2 separate regions of the Homo sapiens genome follow, and region 1 is linked to region 2. Evidence: chromatin loops called from intact Hi-C (ENCODE). Cell type or tissue: Calu3. All regions are shown on one strand. Each heading gives the region's core, and the rest is flanking DNA. Links, peaks and the distances in the headings are about the cores only. Region 1 holds the start of SYT10 (synaptotagmin 10). Region 2 has its middle 47 kb from the start of SYT10.

Region 1 (4,398 bases), core at 76-4,075, 48 kb before region 2:
GTGATCATATTGTGACTGTGAGATCCTCAATGGCAACAATACTGCTGCTGCTTCTGCTACTGCTGATATGGTAAAAATAATGGTGATACTTGCACTTCACTGGCATTTGCAAAACCCGTAAGATAATATCTTACATATATACATGATTTGTAGCTCCCTTCATGTAGAATGATTTTAACTGGAATTACCTGAATTTCTCTCCCACTATCTCTATGTGAAGGAATTAAAAATATACACAATTTTGGAGCTTGTAATTATCACTGTAATGTTAGAACAACCAATACCATCTGGGCAGTGCTGATTAACTTTCAAAGTAAATAAGCACTGTGCCATTCAACATTGTTGATGTCTTCCTACCAAAAATGGCCTTCTCATTAAACGATGAGTAGAAGGATCACTGGAAGTGCTTTATTTAGGAACCTATAATAACAAGCATGAGAGCACAAGTTATAAGAAAATCTACTTTAAAGAACAGTGTGACGCTGGGTGGCTAAGAAATATAATTAAATATTTGGCAAACAATCTTTAAATCCACTTCATAGATATCTATTAACTTTGAGTGTCTATTTGCAGATTAAAGTATTTTACTTCTAACTGTTGCTTGGATTCGCAAATGAAAAACGTATAGCAATCTTGTCTTTATATGTCATACACAACTTAGTAGAATATCTTTCCTAGTAATAGCCAATAAATATGTGTGTTCCTATATTATAAATCGAATACCCCACTTGTATATATTATGTAGTCTATTTTGCCTCTTAAGGGGAGGAAAATATTCTTGCAATTGTTTTAGACTAATTTTTCTCACTTTTTATTCCCAAGGGGAAAAGTTCAAAAGGAATTCAGACTACAACTACTTCTTGCAGTGATTAGGAAAAACTGAGAACTATTTCTATAATTCATATACTATAGTTTATCTGAAGCTGATACAGTTGTGCATTTTGGACAGATTTCAGAGCTGGGATTTGGTTTCTAACTTCCACATATTTTCCTCATTACCAGCCAGTCTGAGACCCGGGAAACCACTATTTGGTGTGTGATCACAAAAGGGCAGGAAAGAGGAAAATCAGTAGTTTTATTTACAGCATCAACTGTTCAATTACCAAAGCACAATCTTCAAACTTAAATACTCTCATTTCGTCCAGTGTAGCCCCTTCTCTGAGTGTTACCTTTAGCAAGTGGGTCACTAAAGACGTTTCAGAAAAGCTTATCTAATATCACCACAGAGGACTCTGAGGTCACACTATTCTGGTCTTTACCTCATACTTAGCAACGATACGCACGACACAGAATACAACATGCTCACACAGTGCCTTCCACTGAGTTTCATACACTCCTAGGAATTTAACACCTACTGAACGAATGGAAATGATTCTCAGTTGTGTTTATACACTGAGAAAATTTTAAAGTTTCCCTATCCAGGGTCCAAGCAGCGGCATATCTTCAAGCTCTGCCAAGTGCAGACAGAGCCCCCTTGGCTCACGTTGCCGTGGATCAGAGAATACCAAACCCTGCAGCTACCCATGTGAACGATGGAATGTAAAAGCTAAACTAAACCCATTCCCACTCCCCGCTTGGCTTTGACGCAGGGGTGGTGGTGGAGAGGATTCACTAAGTGTGCCCCGCTTTGCTCCCTCCCAGCACGCAGGGCTCCATGTTGTCCTGAGCTTGGCTGTCCAGCTCTTGTTGCCCTGACTACCTTCAACTCTTAAAATCCCGCCAGGAGATCAAAATGACAGGAAAAGCAAAGGGAAAGAACCTAGAGAAGGAATGGCAACCTTCCAGTCGAAAATCCCCAAAGCAGTGTTTTTTGACTCCTAGTGCAACAAGTGACCCTCTCAAGCGGCTCTTGAAACCACGCAGCCCGCAACTCGGGGATCCACCTCGCGTGCGCCCGAGGAGCACAGCAGGCTGGACACACCAACCTTTTCCCCAACCGTGACCCAAACAGTGGCTTGGATTCGATCCTTTCCACCCCCAAGCCTTGAGGAAAATCCACTTGAGACTTTTTTCCATCTCCAGATTTCCGACGGTCGATATCCTCCTGCATCCAGCCCATTTCCTAGTTTCCTGAAGGGTAGGGAGGACGTCTGTGAGTTGGATGTCTGAGAGCGTGCGTGTGCTAGGGATTTTAAACGTCTCCCCTCTCTTCCACTTCTTCGATATGTGCTCTGAGCTTTAGGTGTCGCCTCACAAATGGGATCAATAATCCTTGTTTTACCAACTTTGTCATGAAACCCTAGAAAATCATATATATTAAAAGGGCTTTAGAAATTGTCAGGTGCCCGACAGGTTGCAGCCGCGGGTTACCTCGGAGGCCAAGGCAGCCACCTCTGCAAGGGAGTTCTGCGTCCAAGCATGGCTTGTCCGTCCCGCCTGGCCCCCATCAACAAGGCCGGGACCAGCGGCCGGTGGAACGAGCGAGAGCAGCCCTAGTCCCACAGGTGAGCCGCCCCCACAAGCAGCCAAGCCGCGAGCCGTCCCGGCGCCGTCACCGCCCGCACTCACTTCTCCACTCCGGGAGGGAGATGGGAGGCGTGGGAGAACGCGGAGAGGCGCGGCGAGGCTGGGAGCGGGAGACGGCGCCGGGAGGCGGGAAGCGGACCAGAGAATGGGAGAAGCCCGGCAGGTGGACAGGAGGAAACAAAACCCAAACGCCCCACCCTCGAAGTCGTCAGGAGCTGAGCGAAGGAAGGAGCGAGGTAGGAAAGCGTGGCGCCCCAAATATGCCGCGGGAGCGGCGCGGGAGGCGCAGAACCCCGGAGCTTGCAGCCTAGCGCGCGGGGTCCCAGCGGAGCGCGAGGACGCGAGCGGAGCCCTCCCGGTTACCTGTGCTGCTTCCGCCCTGGCTGCCCCTGTCCCGAGGGAAGATGCCCGAGCACTTCTCCCACTCCACCTGGCCGGCGAAGCACAGCTCGGTGACGATGTGCAGAGCCTTCTGGCACAGACTGTTCACTCCGTCCTCCTTGTGGAAACTCATCGTTTGGCTTTTCTTTCGTTTTCTCTTTTTTTCCCAGTTAGCCGTCTTTTCCTCTTCCCGTACCTCTAACCCCTCTGGCGCCCTAAGCCATAGTCCGCCCGCGGTGACTTTGGCTGGAGATTGCGCCGCTGAGAGCCGGCAACTCTTAGGAGCCCCACGTTGGCCCCATGGCGGGAGCGGAGGGCGTAGGGGAAGGAGAGGCGCGCGAGGAGGCTGCGGCTGCCGCGAGGTTTGCGCCAACTCTCCCGCCGCGCGAGCGAGCCGAGGCGCGCTGGAACTAGAGACCCGGCATGGAGTGCTGAGGGGAGGGGGGAGCCGTAAAAAAGCCAAAGCAAGCCCTCGACTCGCAAGCACGCCCCCCTCCTCTCCCCAGCGCACTGGTGTTTCTGGCGGGTGCCTGGCGGCGACGCGTCCAATCGCAGCCCGGCGCGGGCGCTAGGTGACAGGCGGCGGAGCGCGCAGACCCGGCTCCCCGCGTCCTCTGAAGAAGGGACTCGCGAGGGAGGGAGGGAGGGAGGGCGGGCGGCCCGGCGCCCCTGCCGAGGCCGGGGATGCTCATCGTTGCCCAGAGTTGGCCCGAGGAGCCCTCTCCGTTTTCCCAATACTTTTCCCTGCATCAGTGCAGCCATCCCCGCCGCCTTTGTCTCTCCAACTTTTCCACGGATGTATTCTACTTTCTGTGCTATCTGCTTCTGCCCTTCTGGAAAAGTCATCCCAATCGAAGAAAAACTGAAAAAGTTAATTAGAAAAAAGAATGCGTGAATAAGCAAACCCTCTTAGGTAGATCACAAAATAAAATGTTATTTGTACTAATAATCAGATAAGATTCTGTCGATTAATCCGTAATTGGCGATTGAGAATGCACAACTTGACTCCCTCCATCTCCTTTCTTAGCGACTTAAAACAAGACATGGGTGTTAAAGGGAACAGGATTAAGTTCAAATCTGTCACACATCTCAGCCTAACCTTGAAGTTGTTTTCAGGTCTTGGCGATCCTCCTACTTCAGCCTCCCTAGTAGCTAGGACTCCAGGGACTCCAGGCGCTATTTTTTTTTTTTAAACTTATTGTAAAGACAAGGATCTCACTATGGTGCCCTGGCTGGTCTCGAACTCCTGGGCTCAATCAATCCTACCGCCTTAGCTTCCCAAAATGCTGGCACTAGCCACCACGGCCGGCCTGCTTTCGGGTCTTTGCCTGAGTCTGTAAAATGGGAGATTTGGACTCGGATGTCTTAAGCTCACCTGTTTTTATAATTCTTTAATGCAAATGGGTGCAAATCAGTAGAACTAAAGCGACAAAATAATAAACATGGGCTTCAGGATATAATATGTTTATATGGTTTTTAAACTGTTTTCGGGCAGAGTTTGATCCCATATCATAACCTGAGGATTGATTTAACCCTCTTGTGATGAGGGAT
Region 2 (4,398 bases), core at 124-4,123:
TCCAATTTGTTAGTTCAGATCTTCTTGTTCTCCTTAGGGGAGGATACACTACAACCTTTCACCTGTCATGCTCTCTAAAAGGGAATATATTGTACCATGTTTCTAAATCCTCCCTTCTTATCCACTCATCTCTGCCATAGGTAGTCATCCTTGGTGTTCTAATTCTCAACTAAGGGGAAGGGAATGTGATTCTGAGCCCAAGCCTTACACTTGCCAGTGTATCCCTCCCTTATCTTCCTGTGACTGTGTCCTTGCAACTCTGTCTCTTCTCAGTTCACATGTCCTTTCCTGAAAGAGGCATTACTCAAACGCCCTGTCTTAAGTAGCTTATTTTCCCAACTCCCAAGTTTCAATCACTCTCAATTCCACTATTCTAACTTACATTCTTCATAACATTTATGACTCTCTGAAGTGGTAGTATCTTTTCAAATACTTACTGATTAATGTCTGTGTTCTTCCATCACAATGTCAACACCACAAAGATGAAAACTTCTCTTACTTGACTGCTGTATTCCCACTGCCTAGAATTTTGCCTGGCACGTGATAAAAACTCAAATCATATTTGCCAAATGCATGAGTGAATGAGCCTCATCCTAACTCCCTGAGGGGAATATTTCGTATTTGGACACGTAACATCTTCCATGGGTGACTGTATTCCTTCATGGATAATCCTTCCCATTGATTGAAGATCCCCAGAATTGTAAGTCTTTCTAATTAGCACTGACCAGGGGCATTACTTGCAGGGTAAACAATGCTATCTTAGTCGCATGCTGTTCCCCGATTTTGTGCCTGTACATACAGGCTTTGCACATTAACTCTTTTGGGTGCTTTGGAGTACTACTGCCCAGTTGTTGTTTCTGAAGAAAGCCTTTAATAGTTCTGCTTTGGAAAAAAAATACAATGAAAGCTGCTGGAGATTGGCAGAAGATAAAGAAAAATTGACACATGTACTTGCAGAGTAATCTGAAAGAAAGCTGAATGCATGGCAGAATGGATTTAATTTCTTCAGTTTATAAGAGTAGCATTTCATACACTAAAATTTCCTTTTTGCATTACTTCCTAACTTACATTAATGATCACTTTCTTGTTCTTTCATTCAACACACACGGGCAATGTAGAGTTATAGAATATTTTATTTTTAAGAAACACAGCTCTTTCCAGGCACGGTGGCTCACGCCTATAATCCCAGCACTTTGGGAGGCCAGGGCAGGCGGATCACAAGGTCAAGAGATTGAGACCATCCTGGCTAACATGGCGAAAACCAATCTCTACTAAAAATGCAAAAATTAGCTGGGCATGGTGGAGTGCACTTGTAGTCCCAGCTACTCGGGAGGCTGAGGCAGGAGAATCACTTGAACCCGGGAGGCGGAGGTTGCAGTGAGCCGAGATTGTGCCAATGCACTCCAGCTTGGCGACAGAGGAGTGAGACTCCATCTCCAAAAAAAAAAAAAAAAAAAAAAAAAAGAAGAAACACAGCTCTTTTTTCATGGTATGATACTCATTAGCAGTTCTACAAACAATATTCTAACTTTATTTCCTATTTTCTTACTTTCATACATACTTCTTTAGATGAAAGCTAATTGGTTCGTGTGCCTAAGTAACTGTGACTCTTGAAACTTGTCTTTTTCAAGCCTTTGCTGAGACATTGTCTACGTATCTAAAGCCTCCCAAACTGCTTATTTACAATTTCAAAAATCGTATATTGTATATTTTCTAAGACTATGTTGGATATGGTATGGTAAAGTAACCATGGCTACAGGAAGAAATGAGAATGAGGTTTGGAAGGAAGAAATTTATTACACATACAAGTCCCAGTGAGGGGGTCACTGTGTGCCTGCAGGGCCACCAGAGAAGTGTCAGATTTTGGTTGAGGTGGTGGAAGACAGTGAGGGGAAAGTTGACCAGAGCCTGTATTAAAACTAAAATATAAAGGAAAATGCCTAATTACCAGTATACAAAAACATTTAGTAAAGGAGGAAAACTGTAAATACAGTAATAAAGCACAAATAAATGATTGGTATAAAAGGAGATTCATTTTAGTAGACAAGTAGATCAATAAAATCCTGGCAATGAGCCCATCAGTTACTGATGCTATTAAATTGCCCTTTTACCAGTCTCATTACTTGGAAACAGTTTTAAAGAGGAAATTCTAAGTTTCGTGTGTGTGTAATAGTACCTTTAAAAACAGGTACAATCGAAGGCTTATTGTGTTTTTCTTATGACTCACATGTATTTAGTATAAACATACAACACCATAGTGTTTTAAAAAGCACTTAGGCTTTCTTAATTAAAGGAATATTCACAGAAAAGTACATTTCTCAGAAGTTTATATTACTAAAAAGCAACTCAGAAGACTGATTGATATTACTGTTTTTTAAAGATGAAAAATTTGAGGTAAAGGAAAAAGTCAAATAACCTGCTCGAGTGTGCATAGTGATTGAGATTATACATACACAATTTACAGCTTAGTGCCTGATTCATAGGAAATAATCAACAGATTATAGATAGGCATTATTTAAAAAATAACCAAGGTATAAAGACGTACTGACTATTTGACCACAAATATGAAATATTCTCTGGATAGTTAATTGAAGGGCAACTGAAATTCTTTGCTTTTTTGAGATATTTTTAATGGGGCATTTTAATATGTGTATGACTGTGCTTGTCTATTTCTGTCATTTTCTACATAAAATATTTTATAGTTCAATACTAAAGTGGAAGATACAGGAGAGTCTGATATTTAAGGATATAATATTTCCAATGGGAAAATATTTTCCTGTACTTTTAAATGAAATGCAGGCATAGTCTCTCCTAATCAGGCTTTATTTAGGCTTGAATAGGTAAGTAAAGTGGGAATAAGTTAATGTCATTTGAAATTATCTGCTTTTACTTAAGGAATCTTTGAGTCATTATATCATGATAAAATGCATTTTAAAGTAAAAACATTGTTAAGGAAAGGTCATAATATCATGTCAATAGGTTCAGGTCTTCATAGACATAATTTATTTCTGAGCATTAAGTTCATAATAGCATAACCTCTGAATATATGCAAAAACAAGACATAACTATAAACATTTGTGGACAAAGTAATCAATATCGTGATATTTCAACATACCCTTCTAAATAATTGACAGATCAAGCAAAATTAATAAGAATATAAGAGAATTAATAAGCTTAATAAAATGGATAAATATAGTAAAAATTAGGGAACCCATAACCTTCTTAAGCATTCATGGAATATTTATCATATTTACCAAAATTGACAATTAATATGTCATAAATTAAGTCTCAAAATTTTCAGATAACTGATAAACATTAACCATAGAAACAATATGCTCTGATTATGTAATTCAGTTAATTATAAATGAGTAAGTTAAAAATAGCATTCTAAATATGCTGTAGAGCAAGGAAGAATTTATAATGCACATAAAGTTTTCAGCAATATATTTAATATACCACATTACAACATGTGGAGTGCAGCCAAAATAGTACTTTGAAGGAAATATGTAGTCTTCAATGCATATAAAAGACAAGAATAAATACTCAAATTCTATAAGTTAAGCATCTAACCTAAGAAGCTAGAAAAAGAGAACACAACAAATGCAATAATAGAAGGAAAAGGAAAATATAAACATAAAATTTAATGAAACAGGAAATTTCAACTTTTGGCATGTCCGAATAGCTGGTACTAGACTTGCCTTCCTATTGCAAAAAATAAAAATAAAAATAAAAACTGGAAAATAAAACAAAATGCAGTCACATGCTATATTATAATGTTTCAGTCAATGACAGATTGTATATATGACAGTGGTCCCATGAGATTATAATATTGTATTTTTATTGCACCTTTATATGTTTGGATATGCAAATACTTGACATTGTGTTACAATTGCCTACAGTATTTAGTACAGTGACATGCTTTATGGGTTTGTAGCCTAGGAGCAATAAGTTACATCATATAGCTTAGACGTGTAGTAGGCTAGACTGTCTAGGTTTGTGTAAGTACACCTGATAATGCTCAAACAAGAAAAATCACCAGACAACACATTTCTCAGAACATATCCTCATTACTAAGCAATGCATGACTGTACATCAAACAGTGATTTTCAGACATTAGGCAACAGGCATCAAAGGACTATTCTCCCTGAGAGAAAATAGTAATGAGGTGAGTTGCAAAGAATACTTTATGTTTCTGTCTGAAGGCACTTTCTGAACCTTGGTCCCAGAAGGGCCCAGCCTTGCAGTAAGACTAAACTGATGTCAGAGAAAAGGCAGCACTAGTCTCTCTCTAGCAAAGTGAAAAACAAACAAAAGGATCAAGCTTAACTGACTGATAAAGTTTCACACTATTTAAAGGAAGACCAAAAAATCAAGAAACTAAAAAATACACTATTTAAT

The links. Hi-C counts contacts between places; a loop is a spot of excess contacts. Peaks named below come from ENCODE experiments on the same cell type or tissue, not always from the same donor. Only the 100,000 strongest peaks of a DNase experiment are listed, where the experiment ranks them.
Region 1: it touches region 2 in a loop (2.0-fold over the local background); 1 of 110 quality-filtered maps calls a loop at or near these places.

Annotation. Positions count from the first base shown.
Region 1 is chr12:33,436,543-33,440,940 of GRCh38, forward strand. SYT10 (synaptotagmin 10) reads right to left here and starts at 3,277. Exons shown (of 7, transcript NM_198992.4): 1 at 2,830-3,277. The coding sequence starts at 2,980. RefSeq lists an enhancer at 2,188-3,004. In Calu3, for the core only: no CTCF peak of the experiment used is centred there; DNase peaks (open chromatin) are centred at 2,519 and 3,379.
Region 2 is chr12:33,484,138-33,488,535 of GRCh38, forward strand. No RefSeq gene overlaps it. Among named protein-coding and RNA genes, the nearest start is that of SYT10, 47 kb to the left of the region's middle. In Calu3, for the core only: no CTCF peak of the experiment used is centred there; a DNase peak (open chromatin) is centred at 2,064.